Regions from separate parts of the Homo sapiens genome. Here regions 2 and 3 are each linked to region 1. Evidence: chromatin loops called from intact Hi-C (ENCODE). Cell type or tissue: PC-3. All regions are shown on one strand. Each heading gives the region's core, and the rest is flanking DNA. Links, peaks and the distances in the headings are about the cores only. Region 1 has its middle 480 kb from the start of FOXP1-AS1. Region 2 has its middle 430 kb from the start of MDFIC2. Region 3 has its middle 410 kb from the start of MDFIC2.

Region 1 (11,000 bases), core at 1,439-9,438:
TAGGTGATAAGAAAGCATTACGGTGAAGTTTAAGCAGCCATGTTTTTCTTTCTTAGTGGTAAGTAAAAAAAAATAGTGTGCCTTACAATTTACAGTATCTTAGAGTCAATGAAATATGGGAGTTAGTTGAGATGTCACCTTCTGTCATCTAAGAAGTGAGGTAAAAAGAGAATGAGAGAGACAGATGGTAATAGTGACCAAGAACGATGCTACCTACTGCCCTCTCCTGCCCTGAAAATAGAAGAAAGCAATGATAATAAAAGGTATTCAATGAATTGCTGACTAGTAAAGATAAAAGCATAAAGTTGGTAAGCACTTCTCTATGGCGAGGTATGCCATGATTAAACAAATGATTCAATCAATTTCATAGACGACCTTGGTGTTTAATCTTAGTCCGCCTCTGTCACTGAATCTGAAATCCAATTTAATGTCTGCTTTGTACATCAAAGAGCAAAAATAGGTCCATGCTACATATTTTCTTGAAGGAACAACTTAAATTAAAAGAGAAAAACCTTCCCAAATATTAAGGTTGATGTTGATGCATTAAGTAGGATAACTCTAAATTTGGCACTTCTATAGAGCAAGTTGATCTTTTCTCAGATAAATTATTCTTCAAGAATATCTTCAATGTCAAACCTCAAATGGTGTCTTACAATACTGCCAGTCAGTCATTGTATATGTTCTCTTTCAACTGATTTATCTACCAGGGCCTTTTTGTGCTTGTTGATTGCAAAGTCAATCTTGCATATATTCCGTTTTCCTGATCTGTTTGACAGAATCTTAGCGAAACATTCAAGGAGAAGATCCTGCTTCCATAGTTACATCACTCCTTTTGAGATTCCATTGCAATTCAGCAGCAGATAATACCAATTCCAACTTTATAGTGTAACTTCCATTTTGTGGAAAGCTATTTTCATTTTGGCACATTAACTAGTACAATATGAAAATGAAAAATCCTAAAGTGAATATGAAAATCTGTATACCCTCCAGCTGATTCTTCAAAGTTCATTTTTAAAATGTACTTGTTTTGAGATTCTCTGCTGTAGGAAAACTGTATTTACCAAACCATGTAGCACATTCCTAGACAGACACAATACCACTAAATCAGTCCATTTAATGTTGGCACTTTCCTTACTTGAGAGTTTGGTTTTGAGTACTGTTCTCCCTTCCTTGCTGATAATATAGTTTTTGGAGTATCTAGTAACTGCTGGCAAATTTTAGTCATCTTACCTAACTGGAGCTAAACCAAAATGATGGGTAGCACTAGGAAGGCCACATTTCCCAACCTACCTTGCAACCAGATGGGATCGTACAATGATGTTTTGGCCAATAGAATGTGGACAGAGTGATATAGCCACTTCCAGGTCTCACTCTTCTCTTTCTTCGCTTGTTGGATGATAGATCTCAAGAATCTAGGGAGGATTCTGAGACTTAAGGGAGGTCTGAACAGTAGAAGTAAGGAGACTGGGTCCATGTATGACTCTGTGGAGCAGAGTGACCCCACACTCTCAACCCAAATTTGACTGTGCCAAGGGTGACACATCACCCTCTGTTATGTTAATCTGCTGAAATGCTGGGACTGTGTGTTTCAACAACTAGGGTTACTTAACCTGATTAGTAATGATAGTGTAATAGTTAGAGAAATCCCCAACTATATTCTTTAGGAGTTCCACCAGATATTATATAGTATATAATATAGAAATATGGCCTTTGTAACATATGACAACTTAATTGAAATGTGTCTGGACATTTATTCCCTCATCTCAGAATTTTTTTTTAAATTTTAATATTTTAAATTTTAATTTTCATGAATACATAGTAGTATATATTTGTGGGGTATATGCAATAATTTGATACAGGCAGAGAGTGGGTAATGATCAAATTAGGGTAATTAGAATATCCATCACCTCAAACACTTATTATTTCTTTGTGTTAGGAACATTCCAATTCTACTTCTATAGTTATTTTAAAATATACAATAAATTATTTTTAATTGTACTTGCTCTATTATGTTACTGAACATTAGATGTCATTCCTTCTATCTAACTCAAGTGTAGATCCACTGACTAACCAATCTTCATCCCCACCACCTCCTCAGTACCCTCCCTGGCCTCTCTGGTAATGATCATTCTACTCTCTATTTCCATAAGGTCAACTTTTTTTTAGCTCCTACATTTGAGAACATGTGACAGAAAAATATAGAATGTTCCACAAATTTGCGTGTCATCCTTGTGCAGAGGCCATGCTAATCTCCGTATTGTTCCAATTTTAGTATATGTGCTTTGAACTGAGTACTCTGAAATGTTTTTGAGTGTTATTTTCCAAGCATTGGATAAGTTCGGGGGATACCATAAAAAGCCAAATAGGCGTGGTTATAGTCCACAGAGCTTATAGTCCAGGAAGTAGATGTTGACCAATGGATACACATATAAATGTAAAATTATAACCATGCTCCTTTCTATGACATACAGAATCATGATCCTATCAGACATAAAAATAGAAATATTTGACTTCATTAGGGAGGCATCCATGAGGAAGGATTCCATGCTGAGAGGGGCAGATGTGTGGTTACCACATGAAAGTCAGATGGCAGGAGACAAAATGAAAGAGGGTCAGAGTGGGTGGAGCAGGCAGAGTGAAGGGAAATGGGTCAGGTGAGCCTAGATAAGAGTACAGGTTAGAGGAAGTATTTTACTCTTCACTTAGACACTAAAGAATGACATTTGCCCTTTGCCCTTTGAAAAACACTGCTCTGGCTACATTTTGGGGAATGGATTGGACATGAACATGTACCTATATTTATATGAAGGGAGTATGTGGTAATATGAGACTCACCTGTCAAGATACATGTACCTGGCTGGGTGTGGTGGCTCATGCCTGTAATACCAGTATTTTGAGAGGACAAGATGGGTGGATCACTTGAGTCCAGGAGTTCGAGACCAGCCTAAGTAACATGGTAAAACCTTGTCTCTACAAAAAAAATACAAAAAAATTGGCCAAGCCTGGCGGCATGTACCTGTAGTCCCAGCTACTTGGGAGCCTTAGGTGGGAGAATCACCTGAGCCCAGAAGGCAGAGGTTTCACTGAGCTGAGATTGTGCCACTGCACTCCAGCCTGGGTGACAGAGTGAGACACCGTCTCAAAAAAAAAAAAAAAAAAAAAAAAAGAGAGAGACATAGCTCAGGAAAAAAGGAAATATAAAAACAGTTCAGCAAAGGAAAAGTTTTTGGGATTTGGATGATTGGTGTTTTGGTAAACTTGTTACTTTCACCTTTGTGTCTTTTTTTTTTTTTTTTTTTTTTTTTTTTTTACCATTATAGATCAGTAGTTCAATATGGCAAGTTTGAGACAGGAGACATTGGTCTTAGGCCAGTGTGAACATCCAAAGCAAATGAGATTGCAGTGAACTACGAGGCTGGTGTGAGTGAGATTTTTGTTATCAGTTGCCCTAGCATCCAATCCCCTGTGGAAACCTGCAAGTCACTCATCCACAGCAACCAAGTAAGAGGACTCCCCTCAAAAGACACTGGGATGCTTTGACACTCATTATTTGGAAGATAAGGAGACACCACAGTTTGTCCACAAAATTTATGAAGGACTGTGCCCAAAACACAAAGGAGAAAGACCTGCTTGGCTTCCCTCTCTGATCTACCCAGATTTCTGACAACCATGTCCCTCTGTCTCAGATTGTTTTCCAGTTCCCAAGAGAATGAGATGTTGATATCTTGAATCTTTTATATAGACTTGTTTTCTTTCTCTCTGTATATGAGAACTGCTGCTATGGAGGCTTATGATTCAGTAATCACCTTGAGATATTCCTTTTCCTTCTCGGGGCCCCGACTGTATTTCTCACCCTTGCGATCCAGGCTGCAGAGCCTGACAAACGCACCCTCTCAACCACATCAACACCAGCGCAGGTTCAGACTGGCCTTCTCTCCTCCACACACGAGGGAAAGAGCTGGACGCTCAGCCCTTTGTTACTTTTTATTTTTAGACTCAATTCACCTCTCCAGAAGCAATACATAGAGAGAATGCTGAATAGACTGCCCTGCATTGAGACACTTCTCAAAGATATCTTTTTCCCTTTAAGAAAGAATGACTGATTGCAAGTATTTATTTTCTAAGGTACAATTGTAGACCTTCAAAGTCAGACTGTTAATTTGATGATATTAACTTTTGAGTCACTTGACTAGTCAGTTTAGGAAGCAACAATTCTCTCAAAACTCTTATAATTACATTTGGACAAGTTTGTGCGTAGGACCGCAAGTCCATCAGCTTATTATAACCATAGTGCGTTCACACACCATCTTCATTATCTTGTGCTAAAGAAGAGAGCACACACTCCTCTGTGGGTAATTTTAGATTGGCCACTGACACACTCTGCAGTGTTTATAAAGAAAACAAAACTTGGATGTTGGCCCTTTTAATTATAACTGGCAGAATTGCTACACCCAAAAATCACATAATCTCTTCACCATATTATATCTTTGAAGACATCTGCTTGCAAAGCAGTAACAAGGAACTTGAATTCTAAAAACAAACTTTGTACTAGATTGATTGGTTTGGCGAGCCACGCTTCTGAAGTACTGACGGATTCTGAAAGATATATTCCTGAACTTCAAGAAAAGTTTAAAATATGCTATAATGGAGTTACATCAAATTGTCTTTGGTCTGGACATGCAGATTAGAGACTGAGATCCTATTTCATCGTGAAGGAAGGTCCAACTGGCCCAGTGGCAAATATCATAAATGTCACCAGTCATTCTGCGTTTTTGTTTTGAGTTTCCAAATAAACATCTAGCCAGTGAAATAGCTGGATAGTCCAGTGCACTATTTCACCTGAGAAATGATCATCACATAAGGTTCTATGTTCTAGGTGCTTTATATATAATATTGTGAAGACAACTGAGAGTGCTGAACATTCCACCAGAGGGAGAAAGCTGATCTTTGACATCATCTTTACTATTTATCAAGCATATACCTCTCTTCATGTAGATTTGGGATATGATCTGAGTCCATTTTTTGAGTAATTACATTGTGATCCTAGTCACTTCCCCCGGGGCAGATCATTTCGCAGTTTGCAGAGTTCCTAAACTCATAGTACTGTAGCCTGAAAGATGAAATGGAACAATTAATCGTTATCTATGCTCTGCAGATGAGTAAGAATCTTTCCTTTCGTAGGAGATTCGTGCATGTGTATTTGAATTAACAGTCTAAGAAAAAACCCAATGCAAAAGCCTGAATTTGTTGCCAAAATAAAATTGCCTACATCTTATGTAGTCATGTAACTCATAAGGTTCCACCCTCCTTCCATAACTCTAGCCAAAGAGTCTGTTTTTCCTTCCCTAACACAGTGTTTTCTGGAGCCCAGGACTAGTTTTTAAACACTAAAATGACTTAAGAAGGCTGCTGGAAAAGTGAAAGCAATCTCATTGTACTGTATTAGTTCAACCAAAATGACTAACACATTTCAACATTTAGAATGTCCAATTGAACAAATATTTACTGCTCAGTTAGTAGTTTTAAGAATCTTTGTCCAAAATTACTTATCTTGTGGTAATGCTTTGAATATTGAGTATACATTTTAGATAAAGCAATTTTTCCTTTGATGTTAAAAATTGCCTTTATAAATAGGTACGTTGCCTAAAAATTATAAAATTGCATGTATTATTGGTAAGAGTTGAAAGTTCCCCAAAAGCTTCACAGATGTTGAAATTTGTTGTCATTCTAACGTTAATTTTATTAGTCCAAAGTATTTTTTCCCAAATGTTTTTCTGAGAAGTGCAGAGCAACTGCTGTTACCCCAGAGCACTGAACTATTAACTGTTAATGGCAGGGGAGTTTTCACATTCCAATATTTCAGCTGCATGCTTGGATATAAGTTATTTTGTTCATACATCCCCTTCTTGCAAATACGTAAGGCAGGAAAGTTAATAATTTTTGTGTTTGTTAAAAACTCCTGAATGTCTTCATATATGTAGCACAGACTCCAGAAACATTATTAGAACTAGCAAACCACTAGGATGATAGAAAGTGTGAAATTAAAACAAAAAGGTTTACAGTACTAAGAATGATTTATTTTAATGGAGCTAGTTCAGCGTTTCCATTTTGTGTATTTATGGTGCAGTTATTCAACATGTTTTCTTTTTTGGTAGGTCATGACAGGGAGACTTTGGCTGAAGAAAATCACAACAGACGAGAGATAATGCAAGAGAAAAATAAAACAATTCCATGAGGATGTCATTCTGGAACTTCCTGTTACCAGGGAGTGAGATCAGGATGCTTGGGGCAAGGTACATTTGGGTAAAGCTTTGGATTCTTAGAACTTCCACTGAGCACTGAGGGACAAAAGACTAGCAGGGGCTTCTAATTAGAAGAGTTTTGCAGCATGTGCTAAAGCTTACTTTCTTTAGAGTGCATGGCGTTATGCCCACAGATAGATGTCCCAGTTTCAAGTTGTGGGTGATTTTTATGCAAGTCTGTTTTATAGAATTAGTCTTCCAAGGTGTTTACATGGGCCAGGTAAAATCTTGATCATCAAGGGAAGATAGGTATATATGTACACACTGCAAAATAATTTGTCTCAAAGGTTGCTAACCCACAAAATTCCCCCCCAGGCTCAGAGAATCTAGAAAAGCCTCCGACTTCTACACAGCTCTCTCAAATGTGAAGGAAGGAGGCATGACTGCTCTTTGATTCTCATAGGAAATGTAAAGATGTAATTTCTGCAGTGAGTAATGGTACAAATAAAATTATGTTTATTATTATTTTATTCGTGGCATTTAATTATAGAGGGAGATGGGTAGTCAGATAGCAAAACAGCCATAAACAAGGGAAAGGCCCCTCTGTTTTTAAATGAATGCTCTAAAACAATTGGGAAGAACATTAATAGAACACCCGGCGAAAGACAGACTCGCAAGCTTATGCATTCACTTGGGGTTCATCAAATAATGGACCACTGGCCTATTTTTCAAGCCATTTCTCTGCAGTAACTTGACATTTGATAGGATTACCTTTGGATTTTGGTCTCAGTCTCTGCTATGCCTGAGATTGTCTTCTTTTGATTTAAAGATAATAGAGCCAAACATGCGAAACTGTTCTGTAAAGAGTCAACCTGTGACTCATAACCAAATATCAAAAAAGATTTTGTCTACAGTTTGCTTTCTTACCTCACTGTTATAACTGAAATGATCAAATGACTAGTTTCCATTATAAACACCATATATTTATTTTGTAAAAAAGCTTGACATTCTTCCGAGATGAAATATAATAGTATCATAAACCTCCAAGGCAATTCTGTTCCCCTTAAGACTCACAGCATTTGCTGATTATAATTTTAATTCGAAAGTTTCACCAGAAAAGGTGAATCAATTTTGCTTAAGCATAATGTTGAACAATTAAAAAAAAGCATCTGAGCAGGTCTGACATAGATAAAACCAAATTATGAGGCAGTGGAATTGTAAACAAAACACACTTTAACATTGGCAATGGACTTGACCATTCAAAATACAGTTAATAAGTTTCCAAACATGCAAGTTCTAATTTTAAAATTAAGCCTTCTAATTGCCAATTTCAAAAAAATGTAATGAGTTTAGAGTGGCCTTTTTATTATGCATGGTTTTATGTCTTTGGATTTCAAAATTACCTAGCATGCATTTTCAACTTTGCTACAATTTCCGGGCTGTTTTCATTTCTATTTAAAAAGGCTAAACAGTAAGATGTGCCTCTGCTTTGCATTCTGATTGCATGTAACTGATTTGCACAGCAGAACAAAAAACTCATTTTCAGATTAAGAATCGTGCACCAAGAAATAATTATTGTTCTACTAGAAAAAAATATTTTCCCACTTTCTCCCCTCATTTACGTGAACTGTTTGCCATGTTTCTCCCAGGTTGCTATCTTTTATAGACCACCATGCATTGCTCTTTAGGGACTCAAATAATGCAAATGGAAACAAGGAACATACAACTGTTTTGACTACATTCTTCTGCTTGCAACATAACACTTGCCTTTTATTATTTTATCTTCAACAATCAAGGGGTGACTAAATGGTTGCAGGTGGTGATGAAAATAAAAGCCATCCATCATTATTTATTAGGCATGAAAAAGATACACAATAATGTAATTTAATCTCAGAGCAGACAATTATTTCCACATATTGATAATACAATGTGAAAACTGTCATGAATTCTAATATGATATTTTGGCTTTATTGGTACGCCACAGCCAGCATGACAAATAATGAAATTGTATCAAAAAGAAAAAAAAAGGTAATTATGTGCATATGTCAATATCATGGGTGGAAAACATATCACCACATCTTTAAAGCTTCTTCATTATAACTTGACGAATTCAAAAGTTTGAAGTGGAAAAAGGTGTATTTCCAGTTTTCACTATTTAAGACAAAATCTATTACATTTGCACCACAACCTAGAATCTGAGTAAACACTGATGATGTGTTTTATCATATAAAATTTTTGAGAAACAGACAGTCTGCTAAAATATTTGCGAGAAGTATATATGCACTATAGGCTCAAATTTCTAACATGTTCTTTGGTTCACTTTAGTCTGGTAAAAATTTGCAGATGAAAACTCTGTGATCTCTAGTTTGAGCAGCATACACATGCCTATTAAATGTAGCAAAGAACGTACCTTTTAGCCAAATAAAGCAAATGGTTGAAAATAAACATCTTTGGTAGGAAAAATCCTGACTGATGAAATGTTTGGTTAAAAAAAGTGAAAGCGAATTTTTCATTATGTTAAATGATTTCTATTTCTCTTAGGTTGCTGAACTCCTTTCTTCAAATAGGCTTTGGTAGGAGAAAATAGGACAACAAAGAGACAAACTAGCATTTGATCTGTGTAGATGGGAACCAGAAACGTTTTCTGACTCCTATTTGAATAGATTTTAGTTTCTGTAAAGGAGTTATCATGATTAGAGACTTTCCAACTTAGAAATGAGATCGTTTTTAAAGTACCTTTACTTTATGCGGTATACACACACACACACACACACACACACACACACACACTCATTCTACAGCACATATACGCAGCATGCTCTGTACTTTCTTGGAGACTAATTTATTCAGGGTTCACATATAGATTACAAATATATTATTGGATAAGATAAATGATCTCCTCTTAGAAAAATGCCTTTTAGAATTATTAAGGAAGAAAAATATTTTAGACTTGGCTTTGAGTGGTGGGCAGGACCTGGAAGAAAAAGTATCTCTGAGTGATCACAACACTGTGACCATTCTGGGCTGGGAGAGAACATTTATATATCATGTGGTTACTCAATTTTATAAAAGGAACCTAAGAACAAGTGTAGGCACTGGTTAGGAAAAACAAATGAAAGGAATAATTTAAAAAGTCAATAAGCCACAGGAAATCTGGAGACTGTTTAAAAACACCTTACTGGAAGCCTAGCAAAAGTATGTGCCAGAGATCAAAGGGACACTTGGAAATGTGGCCCAAGTAAGGAAACCAGGGAGATCCGCAAACTATGGCAGGTCAGGTGTGAACAAGAATGCAGGCAAGCCAAAAGAGAATTCAAGAGTACCTTGCAAGTGACTCCAAAGCTAATAAAAATGTTCTTCAAAATATATCCATGGCAGGAAACCAAATAGAGAACTAATGGGCCGATCAAGTGACCCACTCTGGGCAGAAGAGATATTCTTCTTGGAAGACAGAAACTCTTCTGACTTGACTAAAAATGATTCATTTATTCATTTGTTTATTCAGTCCTTCCATATTTTCACACATTCAAACATCTATTCATCCATCTATTCAGTTATCTATTCACTCAACAGCAAAAAAAAAAAAAAAAAATGCAGAATGTGCTACCACAAGCCAGACTTTTGAGTTCAGTACTGGGAATATAATAGAAATATACATCATTCACTTATTCATTATTTTCACTCATTCAATCATCTATTCACTCATCCATCCATTTGATTATCTATTCATTCTACAAAAAAATTACAGAAGGTCTATCATGGAATAGACCCCGCGTTAAACACTGGGAATATATTAATATATAAGACATTCATTCATTCAATTGATATTTGTCTACTATGTCCCAAGCACTGGTTTAATTCTTTGAGATACATCAGTGAACGAAAGATACAATATCGCTGCTTAAATCTAGCTTCCTTTCCAGCAGGGAAGAGCAGTGCAGGTAGGCAACATAAACAATTAACAACTGATCATGAAATCACAATCAACCGTTTAGTATGAAAGTATTATTATGAAGGACAAGTTCAGGTAGCTATGAGTGTCTGATGGAGGCTCTGTCTGATGTAGAGAGTAGCACCCCATTCAAGGACTGGAAGAAACACGAGGGAGGAAGAGAGAAGCCAGAGATCAGTATGGTGAGATGACACAAAGACCACATTCTGTTGGGCTTGAAGGGCTATGTGAAGAATGCTAGATTTTACCTAAAGAACAATGGGAAGACACTGAAGGATTTTAAGCAAGAGTGATCTGCTTCAAAAGTTTGACACTCTTCTGTTCAAAACCCTGTGATGATTCCCTATTTCAAATAGGGTAAAAGCTGAAGTCTTTACAATCACCTCCAGGAACCTCCATGTTATTTTCTCTATAGCTCTCCAACTTAACTTTTTTTCACCCCTATCCACTGCTCATGGTGCTCTAGCTACACTGGTCTCTGTGCCCACTGGCTATTTCCCCCTGAAATCCAAATGGCTAATCCTTATCTTATTCAAGTCCTTTCTCAAATGTCATCTTGTCTATCAGGCATATCCTGAGCACCAGACTTAATACTGTAACTTCCCTACTACATCTACTTTTACCTTGCTTTGCATTTTTTCTCCCCATAGCACTCATTACCTTCTGATTTTCAGCACAATTTATTTATTATGTTTTGCACATTGTCTATACCCTGGCCCTCCTCTACAAGTCATATGTACTCTACATGAGGGAAGCAATTGTTATCCTTTGTTCACACATTTATCCTAATCCACTAAAACAGTGCC
Region 2 (11,000 bases), core at 1,796-9,795, 67 kb after region 1:
TGACAAATCTGATTATAAAATTCTTGGCAGTTAACATCAATAGCAGAACATGACATTCTCCATGAGATAAACACAAATCAGCTCTTTAGCAGGGGCAATGTTCTTGATACTAAGACAAGAAAGAAAAGCCTCCAAGTGTTTTCATAAAGAAGGTGCTTAGTAACATGAACAACAAGGTCTATGTAACAGGCGTAACAAAACATTTCTCAAGGCTCTAGCTTGTCCCTGTCTTCAGTACAGTAAGATGGCATTGTACCCAAGAGCAATGTGATTTAGGGTCATAGCTTTCCAATGATCAGAGGCAAATATGAGGTATTCCAGAAAAATGGATGAACCACATATGCATCATTAAAAAATGGTTCAAGGTAACTGTTGGCCCGGACGGTGGTTCATCTAGGTTTCTAGGTAGGTTTGGAGACATACATTTTAAGAGTTTGTTAAGCTGAGGAAAAATGGGTTGATATCATCTCATTAAAGAATAGGGTACTTAAGAAGGTCTCATAATTTTCCTGAAGATGATTCACCTGCTGCTCAGAGGTATTCAGAGTCCTGCATTTACCTGGGACCATGCCTAGGATTTTTCTTAGGAAATGATTTTAGATGGACCCTAACACAGTGAAAAGATGGATGATTAAAGGCCCAAAGAACTACACTCTACAGCTTGAGAACCATTTGAATTTACCTTATATTTAAAGGCAAGAAATCTCAAAATGTCCCCAGAGGATGTCTGTTGTCAGCCATGAGATTTCCTGGCGTTTTCTCCTGGATAAACTGACTGCACAACTATGTCTTACTCTAAAGACATAAATAAAATCTATACAATACATAATCTGTACAGTCATGTATTATCTTACTAGCTAAGTTCCAAATTAGACATCATAAAAATCCTTTTCTAATTGCAGAGTCTTCTCTGATGAACAGGAAACACAGTGTAGGCACTGAAACTCTAAGTATAGAAAAATATTCCTTAGCAGAATGAGATAAAATATAGATCTACTATTCTTTCTGCACTTGATCTTTTGTGTTTGATCATAAATGCACATTGTGAAGAGATGCCTTATACCTCCAAGCTAAACACTGTTTGCTACTCATTAGTGATTTATAAATGATATTTTCTCCCTGGTGACATATCTTTTGATATGATTCTCTAATAACATCCACCAATATTAAAATAAGAACATCCCCACGTATTGTGATCATCTTCAACCACATTTTCTCATGAAAATTAAATTTTAGCACACCATCTGATATTGTATGCATATATTTGTCTACCATCGTTATAAATCTCCTAAGGGTCTCTATAAAATGATAGTTTTGCCTCTTTGCAGTAATTCTACCTAATGCTCCAAAGCAAGAAACTAATTACATGCTGACTTTTCACTAACTTTGATCTTTCAAATATCATACTATGGAGGTTCTATAGGTAATCATATGATTACAATTCACTAAATGAGTTGAAATTAGCCATAAACCTTTTTATTTAAATTGTATTAACTGTTTCTTCAGTAATGTTGTCTGCACTTCTACTCTTTCCTACATAAGTTTGCCGATATAAGATTTCAAACTAAAATCTGATTATGGTCACTAATGTTTATAACAAATGCCTCATTATAACACCAGAAGCGCCAGTGAAGACGAATATGCAAAGAATTTCTTAAAATATGTTTGCGGAAAGGCCAAGGATAAACTATAGTGGTATAAAAAAAAGACTGAAATTTCTCAGGGGAATGTTTTAGTCAGCAAGAAAAAAAAAACAAAAACTCACTTGTGTTTTCCCATGGAGTTGGTGCAGTATTTCCTGGAAAAAAAAATGGAAGGCGATTGTTCCTTTCAGCATGCCATAGGAATATGCAGAGAAAGAAAGAAAAAAGAAATTCTGGATTTTTACTTGGAAAATGCCATATTGCTCACTCAAGACTGATGGGAATACTAAGGATTGCCTCTTTTTTTTAATGGCCACGTAATTCAATTTCACTTGTTTAAAACAATCAGTATTGTTCAAGATATTTAAGTTCTTGTTATAATTAATCTTTTATATGATGCTATTGTAGTGAATAATCTTATTTATCTAATAAAATTTAGTTGGCCCTGAATACTTTACCTTCATGCCATATTCAAAAAACTAGACCAGCGGTTCACAGCTCCTGGGTGACTTTGCTTCCCAGGGGATATTTGGAAATCTCTGAAGACATTTTTGGTTGTCATGCCTTAGGGGGTTTTACTGGCATCTATTAATAGTAGGTAGATGGCCGGGTGCAGGGGCTCACATCTGTAATCCCAGCACTTTGGGAGGCTGAGGTGGGCAGATCACGAGGTGAGGAGTTTGAGACCAGCCTGGCCAATATGGTGAAACCCCATCTCTACTAAAAATACAAAAGTTAGGCATGTTGGCATGCGCCTGTAGTCCCAGCTACTCGGAAGGCTGAGATAGGAGAATCGCTTGAACCCGAGAGGCGGAGGTTGCAGTAAGCTGAGATGGCGCCACTGCATTCCAGCCTGGATGACAGAGCAAGATTCCAACTCACAAAAAAAAAAAAAAAAAAAAAAAAAAAGGTAGGTAGAGGCCAGGGATGCTGCTGAACAACCTACAGTGCACAGGACAGCCCTTCAGAAGAAAGAACTACCCAGCCAGCCCAAATGTCAGTAGTGCTGAGGTTGAGAAACCCTTCCCTAGACCACATAAAATGAATCAAGTATAGATTAGTAATGACTTTGAGAAGCCTTCAATGAAGAAAGTCGAGCATTTTGAGTAGACAAAGTGGTTGTGAATTTCCTTTTTAAAAATGGACCCCAAAAAGTGTGGAAAGGAAACATTCCATTGTTTGGGAAACAAAACTCTACCTTTACCACGTTTATGGACGTTATTTATCTAATAACATTCGGAACCATACAAGATCCTGACCACCACATTCACATTAAAGCTGAGTAAACAAAGTGTGTTTTGACTTGTCATCAATCATGACATATGATCACAGGGAATATTGTGTGCAAGAGGCAGTTGTTTTATCTGGAGCCTCAGCTTTTAAAAAATTCAAAACGGTAAAGTTGTTTATTTGACACCATTCTTGACCTGACTGCAGTGTTTCTTTCTAAGGGAAAGTAAAACACACACTGCTTTCTGATTATTTGTAATCATATAGGAAGTCTATTTCTCTGGCAAACTTTGCTATGTTCCTGGGACCAGAAATAGGAAAAGCTTAAAAGAAACCCAAAACTTCCAAAGACTATGAGGTGAGCATAATTAAGCGTTAATTTCAAGCCAAGTGTACAACCAATCATGAGCTTTCATTTTATGAGTCTTCGGGAATATGAAGGATGCATTTAGCTCTGAGATTGCATCTCTTTGGAATCTTTTGGTCTCAAGAATGAAATTACATACCCAGGAATGATAACATGAGAACAGAGCTTCTGAAACACATCCACAACCTAACATACAAACCTTGGGCTTTGTGGAGGTGGTGCACCAGTCCTGTTTCAGACACATGCCTCACCTGTTTTCCAAACTTCACTTTCTTTGATCAGGTACCAATAGCAACTCCTTCCATTCTGTTTAAAGACTGTCTTTCATTACCTCTGGTGGCCTGGGAGTGTTTGTATGTTGTGGCATTAATGGGTCTTCCAGTGCAGTGCTGAGAGGCCCTGACTGGGAGGCACAAAAGTGGGTTCTAACCCTGGTTCTTCCCTTTACATACTGAGTGATTATCTGCAGCCACTTGGCTTTCTAGTCAATGATTGACGGATATAGCCCAAGGCATTCTTGGGTTGATACTTTGATTCTTTTGTACAAATGACATGCAAATTCAAAACTCATTTCTTTTTTTTGCAGGATACAATTACTTGTAACCTACTAAGACATTAAGGGCCTAGCTAAACCCTGGTTTTCATGAGCTAAAATTACCATTCATCAAGACTATCTCTAAGTGAGTTTGAGAACTCAGCATTTTGAGAAATGAAGCTACACTGCCTTTTCTCTATTCCACATGTACACACAGAGAAAATCCTAAGGGGCCCTGAGAAGTGGGTACTAGGACCATGTTTTTGGCTTATTTTTTTTTTCCTAAAATTGCTTATGTGGGACATGGAAAACAACACTACAATCACTACTCTCATGTGTTTCCTCATCCTCAAATTAAATTCAATTTAAAATCGCAGTTTTTACATTTAAAATTGCCTGTCATAACAATTGGACTACCAGACTTTAGAGATACATGGCAATGATGTTTTTTTAAAATAATAATTATTATTTTTCTTGAAAGGAAGGTGGGTACATCTACAAATTTAGGTCTACCTTACTTTCTCTAGGGTCAAGGAGACCTTGTGATGGGGTTGGAAAGAGAGGATAGTAACAAATCAGGCATTCTGCATTGTATAAGGAGGAAGTGATATTTTGGATGTAAGGATAGTCAATACATTTATTTTGATTCAACAAATTACTTTGATCCTACTTGCCTGAGGGACTTGATAGTTACTTTCTCTGCTTGGAATGTCACCATGCACCCTGCCAAATGCTACTTACCTTTTGGGACTCAGCTTCACACCCCCTCCTCTGTACTAGGAGGTCATTCTTTCCTCTGTCCAACCACTGCCCTAAGTATAAATCTACATACACAACTATTATGCTGTTCTGTGCTTTCAATAGCTTTGAAGTATGATTTCTATCATATCATAAAATCTACCAATTTAAAATATATGGTTCAATGATTTGTAGTAAATTTACAGCATGGTTCAGTCATCATCTCAATCCAATTTTAGAACATTTCCATCACACCAAAAAAGATCCCTTATGCCCATTCAGTCACTCCCCATTCTCACCCACCTCCAGTCCCAGACTACCAATAGCCTACTTTATCCTTCTATTGATTTCATGCCGTCTTACATTACTTCTTTGGGGGTATCCTTTGAGAAGACCGTAAGCTTCCTGAAGGCATGGCTCATACTTTTTAAAATAACATTTTCTTTCTAACTCTTAGCACAACTGTCAGGACACAGGTAATGAATAATTACAGTAATATTTATCAATACTTCCATTTATTTGAAGTATGCAATGAAGAACATTACAGATTCTAATTTAATCCCTGAAACAATCATTGAATAGGTACTATTTTTATCCTCATGCAGAGATAAGGCTATAGCCTTAGAGGGATTAAGTAATTTGCCCAGGGCCATGTCAGAATTTGAAGCCCAGGTTGTCTTGACTCCAAAGCTGAACACGAATGAATGAATCATAAGGATAGGAGTTCTTACTCTAGGACAGGATTTCTTAATTCTAGAGAGGATGCTAATAGAGGCCTCACTAATTTGTTTGTAATGGTTTAGGTACATATGGTATACATTCCTGTAGCACTATCAGAATTTCAAAAGTAGCCATGATGCAAAAATGATAGAGCCACCTTTCCTAGGTGCTGACCAGGGCTGCCTGAGTGGTGGGTGAGTCATGGTCCTTCAGTGTGCTTCATCCTACTAGGATAAAAAAGGTCGACAAAACTTCAGTGTTCTGTGTTATGTGGATCACTGTGTGAACAAGATTTTCTAAGAACTCACTTGTCTCAAACCTTATTCTGCGTTCAAAATAAGGAAGTTAGCCTTGCCTCGTGTGTATCAAAGGAAACACCTTCCCACTCTTTGCCCTTTCTTTGTTTCAAGCTGTCTGTCATGTCAATAAAGTTGTTGGGAAAAAAAAATTCGAATGGGAGAAAAGCTATAAATGGAGAACCCTTTAGATCCTTCCTTCTCCCTGGAGTAAACTCTTCCTTTTTCCCCAGAGCAGGGGTAAGTTAATTGTATTTGAATGAATAATTCTAATAAAGCAGTGACCTTTAATGCCAACTGGTGTTTTTAATTTTGATTCACTGTCAGTCACTCCAACGTGAACCACCTCAGGATGTGAGCAGTGGAAAGACCAGTATGTACACAGAGGAGAAAAACAAACACAGAGCTGGGTGCTGCTGGCAGGTAAACACGAATGGCAGATCTTACAATGAGATGCAGGGCAGAGACTCCTTACAAAGGAGCCAGAAAAATGCAGAAACTAATGAGAACCACACACATGCTGAACTCCATCTAAAAAAATCTCCTTCCTATCAAGAAGATAACAATTCATTGTTCATTGTGTGAAATGTAGAAAAGACAGAAAAGCAAAAATAGGAAATGGAAAAAAACCAAAATTCAAAATAAAAGCCCTCTGAGATGTCATCATGTGGAGAATCACTATGACTACTGTTAATATTCTGGAATATATCCTTCCAGTCTTTTTTCTATATTTACATACATATTTGAAGGTTTCATTTCACATTTATATATATATGTAAAATGTAAAATATGCTTCACATGTATACAAACATTAAATGTATATATATTCATATATATTTGAAAAGTTGAATTATACTGCACAAATTGCTTTGTCACTTGCTTGAAAATAATTCTTCAATTTTCTGTGCCTTAAACACACTTCAGTGATATGAATTGCAAAAATAGATGCCACTTTCTTATCGATAATAAAAAAGTTCAAATGGTACAGGGTCATCTAAGACAGATTTGAAAACTCAAATGCCTAAAGAAATTCGATATTAACCTAGGGCAGAGTTCTTTGGGGCTGTGGCAAGGAGAGTAGGTGCCCTGTCTCACTGAGGCAGCCACTATTCAGGCCCAACAAGAATGTGGATTCATTGTTACCTGTTCTTTAGGCTTTAAGCCAGAAAAGTGTATTTTGAGAAATCTTCCCATTTTTAAATAGTAGCAACTACTTTAAAACCCAAATATATTGTTGACCAAATAAAACATATCTCCAGGCTGGATTTGGCCTAGACATTGACAATTGTCAACCCTAAAGTAGAATGAATGGCTCCTCCCCTGGCCTGTCTCTCCCCTGCAGTCACCGTCACAACCAGTCTAACAATACAGGATTTATCCTTCCACAGAAGCTGGTTGGTTTTATGCAGTGTGTATTAAAATTTAAAGAGAATATAATATTCAACTTTAATTCTTTTCTCCCTTCACAACTTCAATAAATAGAAAAATAAAATAAGAAATATTTCTGGTATCTTCCTTCAGAGGGTCTCGTTCAAGGGATATTATAGTATTTGCCACGGAAGAGGCCTCCATATCAATATGTTTATGTATATTTTAATGGCATCATTAAAAGCATTGTTTTAACTCAAACATTTCTTGTGTATCTACTGTTTAGAAACAAATGAGACCACTCATTACTTTATAAGCACAAGGGTCTGTATGTATTTATCCATTCAGCATATAATTGAGTTCCTACTGTAGAGATGCTGCTCTGAGCATTAGGTGCAGAGAAGTGAAGAGACCGAAATGTGTGTGTGTGTGCGCATGTGTGTGTGCACGTGCACATGCGTGCTAGGGTGGGGTGGGCACGGAATAGATTACTAATCAGTATTCCCCATTCTCTACCACCAAAGAGACCCCATGTCATGGAGGAGAGGGCATGAGGGCCAAGGCCTCCTGTCAAAGCTACAGAAGAGTCTCAGCAAAGCAGCATCTCTTACCTTAACATTCCATGCATATGTTGGACTGTATTATATATCTTTGATTGCTTTAAAAAAATAGGGTTTTAATATACTGCTCAAATGATTTAACTACACAGAACACTTTGCCTGAGAAACATAATTATTCCTAGGTTGTGAAACTGGTGCAGAGTAGCTGTTACTTTTTGTGGGCCCATATGCCAGTCCTGCTTCTCAGATACACAAGCATTCAGCCCCAGGCCTGCCAATTCTCAACCTCTTTCCTTAGAGGGCACAGAAAGAATAGGCTAGAGGATATATACCTTATGTAAGTATTTTTCATGACAAACAAACCGACAAGTTTAGTGAGTGTTGCCTCATTTGAGTCCTACCAACTAAATAGGAATTTAAAAATATTTCTGTCTGACTCATCAGACAGTACCTTTCTTCATGTCTGTATTCCCACTGTCTACAGACATGCTTAGGCATTCAAATGTTGAATAAATGAAAAATATATTAAAATGAAGTATTTTGGGACCTAAAGACACCTTGACCTTATGGTACAATCCTTTCATCTGAAGGCCAAGGACATTATGTCCCAGAGAGGCAAAATGACTTACTCACATCACACAGATATGTCTGCTTAAATCCATCCTGAATATGTTTTACCAGAGAAAAAAGAAAATTAATGAACATTATTCTAGATAGAAAAGTCTGATGTTTTCAGTAGCCAATAGAAATGGCTGTTTTGAATTACCCTTACTACAGTTAGCTGGGTTAATATGAAACATATCTGATGTTTAAAAGAATTGGGGGTGGCAAATATTCATGATTTCTTAGGTGTAATATATAAAAGTATGGCATACTTCTATGTTTAAGATTAAAACAAAATGAAACAAAAAGACTGTGTGGTATAACATTAAATTCAAGAAGGTGTTTAACATTATCTCTATTGGCAACAATGATTAGAATATGGTTTTAGTGTCTAATTTGATTCCAAATATATGTCTTAGAATCTAAAATGATTCACCATATGTAGTTCTGACTAAAATAATATTTTGTTAGACTCTAATGGGATGTTAATACCCCTATGAGCCAGGCTGGCTCCATTCAATGTTCATCTTAATTAGCTAACATTAACCATCATTAGGGTTTTATATGGTACAATGCACATTACTTCGTAACTTCTACCCGGATCACATGGAGCTAGATCATAATACATGTTATCAATCATCAACTTCTCTGGGCTTTCTTAACACCTAGCTTTTATTTTAAAAGTTAAGGTCAATGTTAAGTGTTACACTTCAGCTGAAAAAGTTTTTTAAAAAATCAATGTTAATTAACAATGTTAATTAAAAGTTAATCATGTAAATGAAAGCATTTTTCATTCACTTGCCTAGCAAATTATATTCAGGTAATCCCCCATATATTATTTGAGATGACATAGGAAAATGGCACCCATCACCAGGGAATGGGGAGGAAAATTGGATAAAATCAAACAAAATAAAAGTTTACACATAGAAAGTAGGGAGTTTTTTTTGGCATGCAGAATCTACCTTTATTTCCAAAGTTCTCCGAGTGACACAGGGGAAAGGTATGGAGAGAATAAAGCCGTACGTGTATTTTAAGTTAGTGTGATACTTGGAAGGTATTTTTTCCAACTAAGCTAATCCTGGCCTGCCAAAAGATGCAGACCATATATACACTTGGCTTCAGTCTTCTGAGTTAATGAAAATAAGGTATTTTGAAGCAGTATTTTAATATTCAAGAGTATTACAAAGCAGCTAGGGACCCATCAACCTATAAGACCATTTGGAATGGTTAAAACATTCCTAACATGCAGGCCTGTTTTATCCTTACTCTATTGGCAATAATCATTGCTACTAACAGGGAATCTGATCAGAAAATTAAGACTTCTGTGATCTTACAAACTGTATTACGGTTCTGAGTTCTAAGGCACTGATAGCATTCTTCGGGTAATGACACTTTAGTTATTGCTGAACAAATGTGTATGTGCCTGCTATGATTCACATTCTGCGGAAAGATATGAATGGAAATTTTATGTGTGCAGTCTTATTCCAGCGGTAATTAGGGCAAATCTGAGATATATAGACATATGCACCCACACTCTTAAAATCCAGGGGTCACTTAGGCTACTAAATTAATTTTATAGACAAGAAACTGAGAGCCCAAAGATTCTAAAGGATGTAGCCAAAATCACGGCTCTGTAAGGCTGAACCCAAACGGTTGTATGTATTTTTGCCATTTATTCTTGTGTGTCATCTGAAAGGAGGCTTGCACGTATTTGCTTGAGTGGCAGGACAGGCGCATTTATCCAGGATGCTCTTCAACCTTTCCATTCTAACTGACAGGATAGATGATGATGGTGAATATTTGTTACTTTTTGGTCTTTCTCTTTGGTACCAGCATCCCATTTCCTTTGTGGAATGCTATCTCCTTTCATCGTGTGTGGTCTTGACGGTAGCTGGTCATGGTGTGCCGTCTTCCATGGGAAATTGCTGACATATGACTCCATGTTAGGCCAATCAGATCTTTTCTCTTGGCAGGTTGAAATTTAGCAGGAATGATTCAAGAAGGAAACAAAACAATAAAAGAAACAGGACTCCTTAATCCAGAAGTGGGTCAATGTTGAGTGAACAGTTCTACAGTCCCATAGTTGACTATATGCAGCCTCTCCTGAGCCTGCATTTCCTTCAATTCCATGAGAGACATAATCACCTTCCCTCCATTCCTTTCTTAAGTGTGTTTCACTGAAACACACTGTTGCTTGCAATTCAAGAATCTTTGACTCCTCACATGTCTGGCATTTTAGCAGAGAGATCAGCTGAGGTTTATGAGCAGTTTGAGGGCAACAGCTATAACTTCATCCCTACCCATCCATACTGGAAGAGCTTGAGATGTTTAAGATATAGGGAAGACTTCTCTGCTCTACTTAAAATAGTTAACTTGTTCATGAACTTGTATTTTGATCATTATCAAATGATCACTTATGTTGTGCCTTACCTGAGACACAAGGTATGCCTCAAATTTATATATTGTGTCACATCCCTAGCCGTTGTGTGATTTGATGCTTTTGGTGGTCAGAGAAATGGGAAAGATGACTCTTACTGAAATGGCCAAGATGAATGACTTCCAGGGGAAAATGCTTTAAGGGGAACATCTTTTTTCTTCTATCAAAATGGGATATGAAGTCATTTAAGAAAAATGGAAATGTCCAAGTCATTCTAGAGGCTTTCTCCATTTGAGGCTCTAATTCTATAGCAAAGAAGGGAGCAGGAGAAACTACGTTTATTTAAAAACTTCTGAATTCCTTCTCTCTACTTTTATACCTAGAAAATGCACACACAGATTCCAAGGGGAAATTATTTTTACTCAGAGATCCAACTCTTGCCTTTTCAACTTCATTACCTTCTTTGATCACAAGTTTCCTCTTGAAACATCTGGGCATATCTGTACTCATTATTAGAAAAGCCATTTGAGAGAACTTTCTAGGCTTAGGGTATCTTTCAGTGC
Region 3 (11,000 bases), core at 1,588-9,587, 81 kb after region 1:
TGCCACAAATAAATCCTGCTCCAAAGCATGATACTTTACCCCAAACATAAAAACGGGACTGTTTGTTTTGATAACTTAAACATTTTCTCTTGATTTTTGCCTTAAGTCTGAGAACTTCGGCATTTGACTAATTTGCCATGCATTTAAGGCTGGTAGCAATATTGGGAAAGAAATATGATAATCACTTGCTGCCACAAAGTATTCTATATACTGTTCTCTTTCAGCTCTTGTTTCACATGTGTTGGTTCAATGGAATATTCAATAGACATTTATAGGAAATAAATTGAGAGATGAATGTAAACCATATGGCATCTGGAGGTTTATTTGCAAAGTCCCTGCATCAAAGCTTTCTCCAGATCACACCATATTAGCTATGTTTTTCCAGTCCAGCAGAATCAGGAAGGTAACCACAGACTTCCCTGATGGAAAACACATGAAAAACAGAGCAAATCTTAATATGTAGCTTGAGTTGCTGGTCAAGGAGCATCCCTTAAAATAATTTTATTACTAGTGGGTACAGCACATTGCTTAGAACTGCATTAAAAACATAGAACAAGTTGATTTTGCTCAGGATTTCCTTCAAAATTATAGGACACACTTCTTTCATTTATTCTAACAACAATAGTATCAGTTTGGTAGAATTGTATTAAAATTTTAGGACTATTTTTCAGCTCAGTTAAAAAATCAATCTCAACCAAAGAAACACAGCATTTAAATATAGCATACATAAAAATGCACATTAGAATTGTTGCAGATGGGAATGAACCACATGCCTACACGAGTCCACTTGCACATACGAAAGCCACCATATTAAACTTTGGAGAATCCCATTAATATAAGTAATATTTAAAAAACATTGATTGGACAGAATGAGAAATGGTTTTCAAACTTAATTTATATATATAAAAACGTTCTCAACCTTGAATGCACTCTGCTTTGTGCAGTTGGTTATGGCTAGCATTATATCTGATATCAAATTAATTCTCATGCAGCCTGTTATATAAATCATTATGAAATGTCAAAAGCTTGTACATATTTTTTTTTTGAGTTTTCACTTACTTTCCAAATAGTTTCCATTTTTCAGTGTCAGGCTTTTCAGCCACTCAATTTTAATGATTTTTTTTATCACTGTAAATTTCCCCTCTCATTTACAGGATATTTGTGCATCCCCACGTGCATACATGCACATGTTATGCCATGGAACACAGGTGACATGCACAATGGTTAGGCTGAAAAATTCTTTATCTTTGGTTTACATTGAATGGTCAGATAACTGGCATAGAGAAAGAATAAAATGTTTTTACTATTAAAATCTGCAACATCTAAAGATTGTCCTTTATAAATAAATATTAAAGACTAGTACAATAGCAAATTGACTCACTGACCTCTGCTCCCCATAGTTTCCATTTTAGAACAGTTGCTGAGCACAATGGGGACTTGCACTTTTTGGCAATTACTCACTTACACATCTCAGGGATGGTCTTCTTTCTTTACAGGTTATGCTTCTAAATTTAGGGCAGCAAGTTAATGCCACTCACAACTAAAAATAAAAAAAAAGAGTATGTGAGCAACATCACTTAAAAAATATGTGGCTAACTGCTGGAAGCTATTAAAAACCAAATAAACAAAAGAGATTACACTTCAAAGAAATGTCAACAGTTTTTCCTCTCTCAGAACAGACGAGTTTTTTTTTAACTTATATCCACATCCACATCTGGAAAAGGCTTATGGCTTTATACATCTTTTATGGTAAAATGAATTTATTGAGTTTTAAAATTTTCGTGATGGATTAATGCAATCTTCATAAAAGGTAAATCCACATACTAGTAAAAATCTGTCTTAACACCGAAGAGTGATTTCAATAACAAATAGTCCAATGTTAATTTCAAGGAGCAGGAGAATTTTGAGAAAGCATTTGGTTAAGTAGATTTTTTAAAAATACAACTACATGGAAATGAAAATGCAATATCTTTTTCCTTATGACCTATCTTTATGTTAGCACAATTAATTCTTAAGTTAAGGGAAAAATAAAAGAAATAGTTTGTGAAGCCAACCCAAAGTTTAAATCAATATACCTGCTCCAATTAACTAACAATAGACATAAAGCAAGCAGTAAATTTACTGATAGCAAGATCTCCAAGGGAATATTTCAAAACAATTAATGGATTTCTACAATTCTTCTCAAAAGTAGACAGCATGCCTTTGTGTATTTAAAAGGTGAGATTTAATTTCTCAAAAATATGTGCCTGTTCAGAAGGTTCAAACAATTGACTTCATATTCTACACAATGTTCTCCCACGGCCCGAAACTGACAGTGTTCATTTGATGTTGCTTTACAATTAACTGGGTAGTAGCAACTTGTTTTCTATATAAGCTTGCCAAAAAAAAAAAATCACCTTTGGTATTCAACCAAACATCCAAATGTGGACGACTGACTACAGTTTAGTAATTTACAGATTTGCTGTGAGAGCAGGGAAGACTTGAAATATGGGAGAAGGTGTCATCTTTATAAGTCAGGCCAAGAATTAAAGAAGGGGAGACTCTAAAACCAGAAGAATGTTTAAAATGGAACAACATAATTTGGACATAAAGTAAGTGGTCTGTAGTCAATAAAAAAGAGAAAGAAAAAGAAAAATAAACTCCAAAAGGCCGGCTGCAAAATAGGAAAGTAGGTCTATTTTGTTTATTTATAAGTGAGTAGCAAGTAGATTCTTTCGCACTAACTAAACCAGACAGTAATTATAAACACAGGTTGGTTAAATTCCCTGCACCCTATCAAAGGAAACAAGCTTCTTTCTTTTCCAAACATTGTCATTTGTTTATTGAGCCTCTTTGGGGCTTGGTTTCATTTAAAACTATGTAAGCACACATCTGTTACCCCCAAACAATGTCAACCTTGTTAAGCTGAACCTGAATACTCATTATACAAAAATTTGCAAGTAACCTAACAGCAATTTTTAGAGTAGCCAGTTAGCATACTGAGCAAAGAATTTGGATTGTTTTTGTTCCATTACAGAAAAACCTCACATTATAGTGTAATCATACAGGAAGCAAACAGTCACCGCCTCAGTAGTTTCAGATAATTAGTTACCTAAATTTTCTGAGGTGAATTCAACGTACTTAGGCTGAGGAACATTATTGCTTATATTCTGAAATACCACAATACAATCTTGGTTAACAATGAAATTATAAATATTGGAGTAAAACGTCATTTTAGAAATCATTAGGTTTTATCAGTACAGTACAACTGAGTTCCTCATTTAAGGAACTGTTTTATTAAAAAAAATGGGGGGCTGTGATATTGCTTATATTAGCTCATGTCAGATATCAGATTTCAAGAAACTTTTACACAGTAGACACTATTAAAACATCATTATTGGAGTTGTCATGCTTGGGTGGTTTGAACTAAAGTGAATTTCATGTATTTGCTAGGAGACAGCAATAATAAATCCTGGAGTCTGCATTGCTAAGTGATGACCTAGAGTCTGGGGGAATTGACCTCACGAACCACCAGGACAATTGGATGAGTTCAGTAGGTGGGAGCACTATGGGGAGGGGCAGAGTCTAATAAAACTCCACAAGGACATATAGACATGCCACCCAAACTCCCCTGGGCAACCATTCTGAACAAGACCATCTCTGCCTATTTTGTTTTCTGTGTCAGTCACGGTATCCACCTAAGCCATTAGGAAGTCAGCAAGTCTTATACTACCTCCCTCCCTCAGTCATGGCACACGTATCTAAAGGATCACCCAACTCTGAGTCAAAGTCTCTCAACTCAACATACCAGTCAGCCACTTCCAATCAATCCATTTGCTAGCCCAGGCATTAAACTATGAGAAAACTCTCACAGAGCAAGGCCTGAGGCCCTAGCATGTAAGACTGCCTGGCATGTGGCAGGAGATTAATGAAAGTTAACTTGCCTCAAATGGAATACTGGAATAGTTGGAAGTATAGACGGGTGCCAAACTGTCCAGGTTCAAATCCTAGCTGTGCCATTTAATAACTCTGTGACTTTGGGCAAGTCACTTAATGTCTCAGTTTCTCAGTTTTCTCATCTGTAAAATGTGAGGAAGTAACCAATATGAGGACATAAGGAATTAACATATGCGGAGTGCTTTAGAAGAGTGCCTGATACATAATAATCAATAAATACTAGCTGTTACTATTTTCCTCATTGTTTATTAAAATGCCTTGTCAACCTGAGAAAGTTACATGTAGCTTGTTCTGTTAATGTAACCATCTCCTGCTCTCTAAATCTTCTCTTTGATGAGAGAGATACCTTTCTGAAACACAAATCTCAAGATAATCATTTTTGTACCTATCAGCTTTTTTATTTTATAAAATTTTTGTGGATACATAGTACATGTATATATATATCACATTGCATGCCTTTATCAAAACATACCATGTACCCCATAAATATATGATGTTTTGATAAGGCATGCAACGTGAAATAAGCATGTCATGGAGAATGGGCTATCCATCCCCTCAAGCATTTATCCTTTGCATCACAAACAATACAATTACACTCTATTTTTAAAAGTACAATTAAGTTATTATTGACTATAGTCACCCTATTGTGCTATCAGAAACTAGGTCTTATTCATTCTATTTATTTGGTACCCATTAACCATCCCCACCTTGTCCCCAGCCTCCCACTACCCTTCTCAACCTCTGGTAACCATCCTTTTACTCTGAGTTCAAATTGTTTTGATTTTTAGATCCCACAGATAAGTGAGAACATATGATGTTTGCCTTTCTGTGCCTGGCTTATTTAACTTAATGTAATGATCTCCAGTTCCATTTATATTGTTACAAATGACTGATCTCATTCTTTTTTATGGCTGAATAGTACTCCATTGTATGTATGTACCACATTTTCCTTATCCATTCATCTGTTGATAGACACTTAGGTTGCTTCCAAATCTTAGCTATTGTAAACAGTGCTGCAACAAAAAAGGAACAACAACAGCAAAAAAGGAATGCAGATATCTCTTCAATATACTGATTTCCTTACTTTGGGTATATACCCAGCACTGGGATTGCTGGCTCATATGGTAAGCCAATGGAACAGAACAGAGAACCCAAAACCAAACCCACACACCTATAGTGAACTTATTTTTTGACAAAGGTGTCGAAGACACACACTGAGGAAAAGACAGTCTCTTCAATAAATGGTGCTGGGAAAACTGAGTATCCACATGCATTAGAGTGAAACAAGACCTGTATCTCTCACCATATACAGAAATCAAATCAAAATGGATTAAAGACTTAACTCTAAGACCTCAAACTATGAAACTACTACAAGAGAACACTGAGGAGAATCTCCAGGACATTGGTCTGGGCAAACATTTCTTGAGCAATACCCCACAAGCACAAGCAACCAAAGCAAAAATGAAGAAATGGGATCACATCAAGTTCAAAAGCTTCTGTGCAGTAAAGGATATAGTCAACAAAGTGAAGAGACAAGCCACAGAATGGGAGAAAACATTTGCAAATTACCCATCTGACAAGTGATTAATAACCAGAATAGATAAAGAGCTCACACTATTCTATAGGAAAAAAATCCAATCATCTGATTAAAAAAATGGGCAAAACATTGGAATAGGCATTTCTCAAAATAAGACATACAAATGGCAAATGGGTACATGAAAAAGTGCTCAACATCACTGATCAGAGAACTGTAAATCAAAACTACAATGAGCTATCATCTCACTCCAGTTAAAATGGCTTATCTCCAAAAGACGGGCAATAACAAATGCTGGCGAGGATGCAGAGAAAGGAGAACACTTGCACACTGTTGGTGGGAATGTAAATTAGCACAGCCACTATGGAGAACAGTTTGGAGGTTTTCTCAAGATAATAACTTCTTTAAAAACCTGAAGTGACTCTCTATTGTTGATACAACAAAGTCCAAGACAACCTACATTACCTTCCAAAAGGTAAGGACAACCTATAGTTTAAAACCTATCTTTGACTCCCAAACCTCCTCCACCATCTTCCTATAAGCCCTGCAACTTTGTTTTTGAGCTATGCTTTAGCTTTTTCTTGCTCTGTGAATTATGAGCTCTCATTCATGTCTTTGATTGACCCATTCTATTCTCTGTTCAGTTCTGCCTGGACAATTCCTTTCTGTACCTAAGAAACACTGATTTACCTTTTGAGATATAACTCAAATGTTACCTGCTATGTGAAGCATTTCCCAAATCTCTCAATGAACTAGTTTGCTCCTCAGCACATTTATCTTCATTATGGCATTTTTTAAAAACACTGATTACATTGGCTTCTTGCAGAGCCTGTAAGTTCCTACTCTCCTGCTTATATATGTCTCTAATACTTAACACATGGACTCACTCAAATATTTGTTTATGAATGAATAATCCCAATCCTCCCATCCCAAATTATATGTTTTCTAAGGTGATTGTTCTTTTTGAAATTGTTAAACTTTTAGTACTCTTTACTGGATACCAAATTATGAAAATAATACATGCATGTAGTAACAATCGTGACAAAAGCTAATTATTATTCCTTATGCCCATCCAATCCTGATTCCTGACATAGCCAATAGTAACAGTCTGGTGTGCACCCTCACCTTTCTGTTTGCTTATGTGAATATACAATCATGTATGCTAGGGGCTGACAAACTTTCTGTAAAGGGCTACATAGTAAATATTTTAGTCTGTGCTGGTAATATGGTCTTTGTAGAAACTGCTCAACCCTGCCCTTATAGGAAGAAAACAGTGGTAGACAGCACAAAAATAGATGTGATTGTGTTCCCATAAAACTTTACAAGAATAGGTAGCCAGCTGGAATGTGGCCTACTGGCCAAAATTTGCTGTCCTGTTTTATTTATATATATATATATATATATATATATATGTGTGTGTGTGTGTGTGTGTGTGTGTGTGCGCGCACGTTTGTGTGTATGTGTGTATATATATACACACACACACATATATACATATATATACACACACATACACACACAGGTTTTATCTGTTCATTTGCTTTTAAACAACATGGCATGATGCTAACCAAGTTGCTTGAAATTTGCTTTATTATATACTCCATTATATACTCCATTTATTATATACTCCATTAACTTCCAATAAGTTAATACATTCAAACAATTCTTTAATTTCTACATACTTATATATAAGACATATATACACTATATATGTATTATAGTTTAAATGGGACGTGTCTTATATACAGGTGTGCATATATTTTTGGTGCACTTAAAACTTTTGTCTCCTGCATGCTATAAGTTTAACACTCTTCTATGCATTCCACTTTACTTTCCTCAATGCTCATATAAGCATACACACACACATCATGTATATATTGTTTGCTTTATTAAAATGTGACCATTTGGCAAACCTTTGTTTGCATCTTACTGTTTTTGCTCCATAACACTCTTGGAAATCCTCTCAAGTAAACTGGAAGAGCACTAATCTGTTCTTTTTAATGGACATATTACATGGTGTAGATGTACCATACATATCATTAGCCAGTCACTGGTTCTAGATTTTATTCCTATGAACAATCTTATAATATGCTTTGTATATGTGGACTTGCCTACTGGTGGTTTTATATCCAAGGACTATATTTCCAGAAATGGATTTGAACCCTTTACACAATTTATTTTTCATGGCTGTCATTAGAATCATATTTCTACTTCATTTCTGTCATTAGAATATATGAGATTACTTTTTCTGTGCATCCCTACAAGTAATTAGTATTATCACTTTAAATAATTTTCTTTGACAATTTGTTAGGTGATATATCTCACTGTTACTTTAACTTGCACTTCTGAATACTCATGACCTGGAGCATTTCATATTTGCTGATCATTCAGATTTGTTCTCCTTAAATTATCTATTCATCCTTTTGAAACTACAGCTTTTCATTACCAATAATCTTGAATCCCATCATATTCAGTAATCTCGATATTTTATCCATTGCTCTTTACCTCCAGAAAAGACCCAATAGCCTATATTTTATTTTGATCTTGCTTTCTGGTGTTCTGGTGGATGTATCTAGGTACATTACAGTGACCAAGGTATATCTAGTTTAAGTAGTTTTCATGTGCTCTAACTTCTTATTTTTTTTTTAGGTAAAATTTTCGATTTTTTTATAGCCATTTCAACGTTTAAGGTACACTGGCTGAGGTTTAATTTAATGTAAATGTAGTAGTGTCACCAGTAATAACTACAGTATTTAGTGAGTAGTATTTGAGCTTTTACTCTGTAGCAGACATAGTGTTAAGAACTTCAAGTACATTACCTTATTTAATATTCACAACTCTGTGAGCAGGTGCTTCTATTACCTACACTATGGTATGAGAGGGTAAAAACACTTATTCAGGGTCACTCTGATAATCTGACTTACCCCCAGAATCTCAGCTGTTAACATTATGTTATCCTACTAAAAGTAAGAAATTCAAGATAGAAAACATGAACATATTTTAAGTTACTGGCCAATTTGGACACATTTTAAGTTTTACCTTGGATAATTTGTCTGATTAATTCAGTGCTTCTATTTGATAGTAAAGTTGTCAATCCAGATTTTAGAAGGTTAGGTCCAAAACTAATGTTGTGGACACAACTAATGTTAGATCCACAATCAACTAATGTGGACCAACCTGAATGTTCAGTTGTAACTATAATTGTTAGGGAGCAACCTACTATGGTTAAAAAGAAGGAAAATGAAAGCGCTGGATTTGGAATTAGAAAACCTGCATCCTGATCCTGATGAAAGCAGTTGTTAGCCATGTGATCTTAAGCAGTCTACTTCTCTTAGCCACATGATCCTCGTCTATAAAACAGGGATGAAACTTTTTGTTGTAACAAATTCACTGGGCTTTAATGAGGTACCAATGAGAAGAATTATAAAGAAACACTTTTTGTTGTTTCTTTTGAGATTGAATGATTATATTTTGCTGTATTTGTATTACTTTTGATAAATTTTTAAAAATAACTACAGATATTAGTATGTATTTATTTTAGATACTTCAGAATCCATCTCAAAAAAAAAAAAGCAGGAAGCACTTTTTAAAACCAAAAGCTAATTTAGAAAGGTATTATTATTACTACATATAACCCACTTTGAGGACTCAACTTCCTTGTTCGATTGAATTCTACCTGTATCGTAAAGGCACCATGAAGAGTAATGTCATGTTCTCAGGCTGCTGAAGAGCTTCAGAAAAAAAAAAAAATAATAACAGCACTTATTTAATCACCATCTATTCTTTCCATCTAATGCCTGCAAAAAGAGAATCCCTCTCAATAATACTTTTGAAGCAGAGTACCACATTAAAAGCAGGACGCTATTCAATAATTGAAGTTAGTACGCTTTGGTCTGTCTGTCCTTGCCAACAGAGCTGAGGGAATTTTAGGTAAGCAGAATTAAACTTTCTGCCACTTACAACATCTGAAGAAATGAAATAAAATTCTGTGCTCCTGGGTCTTAGGGAAAAAAAAAGTACTTCCACATCTTTGAATCTGCCCTGTGTAAGCCCACGGCACCTAGGGACAGCCCCATGCTCCCTGGAGAAGCTCAACAAACATTTCTTGATGAAGATAAACACCTGCTGTATTTAAATACGAGATGAAGAAGTCAGAGCGTAAATGAATCTAAGAATAAGCTGGGTGTGTATGTGCACACAGCTACTATTAGCATTATGGGAAATTACATTCCTGCTATTATTATGATTATCATTCTAATAACAAAGGGCTACACACTGAGAAAGGGAAAATTATAAAGAAGAAAGGAATAAATCAGTTGAAGAGAAGAGTGAGTTTAAAACACACGTATACTCCAAGGGCCCCCAAATAAAGCAAAAGGACTCAGTTTTTGTAATAGAAATAATTGCAGGGGTGGAAACAACAGTAAATGCTATGAGATCACAGGAGGAAATAGCTTGAAACTGCGGGAAGAAGAAGTATACCATCTCTTCCATTCATCCTCATTCCTTCTCTCTCCCACCCCAAATGCCATTGTTCAACACAGTCCATTTCACAGATGCTTCCAGTGCCTGAGTTTCTTTGAGGTTTGTTTACATCAATAATAACTAGAATCAGATTGATCAAATATTAGCTGATGTAGAGAAGCACAGGGTTTCCCTGCGCAGACAAGAAAGAAGGAAAAGCAGGGAGTGAAAAGTTGTGGCTAATAAAGAAGGAACAGGGTATTAAAAATTGTACAAGCTTTTCCAGAATTAAGATAGACTTTATCTACTTAAGCAGCCCACTGTAAGCAGGACTTTGACTGTTTTGTCATGCCAAACAGTCATTGTTTTAGCAAATAATTTCTTTTCCCAATAATACATTCCAAGGTGATGCCATGATTTGAGAATGTAACATTACGGAAGACATTATGAAGTTGCCATTCCCTTGGTGCTTTTATTATATGCACATAGGGCAAACTTCTAAAGTTCAGTCCAGTGATGAGTCTCCTTAGAATATAATGCAATTTGGCCTTTCCTGGAGAAGACTGATCTGTCTCAGAACGACAATCACTTATAAACGGTACTTGAGGAAAAAACAAAAAATACCTACTTTCTTCAACTGAAATGACTCCCCACATCGAGGAAGACAAAGTTTGCAGACATTAACATCACAGGGCTGGAGTCTGACAGGAGTTATTGGGCAGGCACTTCTCCAAGTCCGTTCTGACCCTCCTGTATTAGGACACCAGCAGATGAAACCAAACCTTCAGCTCAGCACAAAGAACTTAGTAGTGCCCAATGCTCTGGGTAAGGAAAACAGACAGGGATGTTGGGAAATCTCGGGCCTCTTAGTTTTTAAATGCCCAAATGTTTACCAGCTGACCTTCCCCTTTACTGCAGTTCTGGGAAGCAAGGTGCATCCAATAAAGTTCAAACCAATCAACTGCTTTCAGCTGTTCTTGTGCAATGAATTTTTAAACATTTGGTCATTAAGCCCAATATATATTCAGGTCAGTTTTTGAACAGGATGGGAACAGTTTGGGAGCAG

Evidence for each region. Hi-C counts contacts between places; a loop is a spot of excess contacts. Peaks named below come from ENCODE experiments on the same cell type or tissue, not always from the same donor. Only the 100,000 strongest peaks of a DNase experiment are listed, where the experiment ranks them.
Region 2: a loop joins it to region 1, with 4 times the contacts of the local background. A loop is called at or near these places in 2 of 110 quality-filtered maps.
Region 3: it touches region 1 in a loop (14-fold over the local background); 2 of 110 quality-filtered maps call a loop at or near these places.

Annotation. Positions count from the first base shown.
Region 1 is chr3:70,799,645-70,810,644 of GRCh38, reverse strand. It overlaps the pseudogene RNU6-281P. Among named protein-coding and RNA genes, the nearest start is that of FOXP1-AS1, 480 kb to the left of the region's middle. In PC-3, for the core only: a CTCF peak has its summit at 4,927 (motif pointing right); a DNase peak (open chromatin) is centred at 7,114; H3K4me3 peaks cover 3,083 bases; H3K27ac peaks cover 3,865 bases.
Region 2 is chr3:70,733,028-70,744,027 of GRCh38, reverse strand. No RefSeq gene overlaps it. Among named protein-coding and RNA genes, the nearest start is that of MDFIC2, 430 kb to the right of the region's middle. RefSeq lists a silencer at 5,776-6,070. In PC-3, for the core only: no CTCF peak of the experiment used is centred there; DNase peaks (open chromatin) are centred at 5,427 and 5,897; H3K4me3 peaks cover 449 bases; H3K27ac peaks cover 1,445 bases.
Region 3 is chr3:70,719,069-70,730,068 of GRCh38, reverse strand. No RefSeq gene overlaps it. Among named protein-coding and RNA genes, the nearest start is that of MDFIC2, 410 kb to the right of the region's middle. In PC-3, for the core only: no CTCF peak of the experiment used is centred there; no DNase peak of the experiment used is centred there.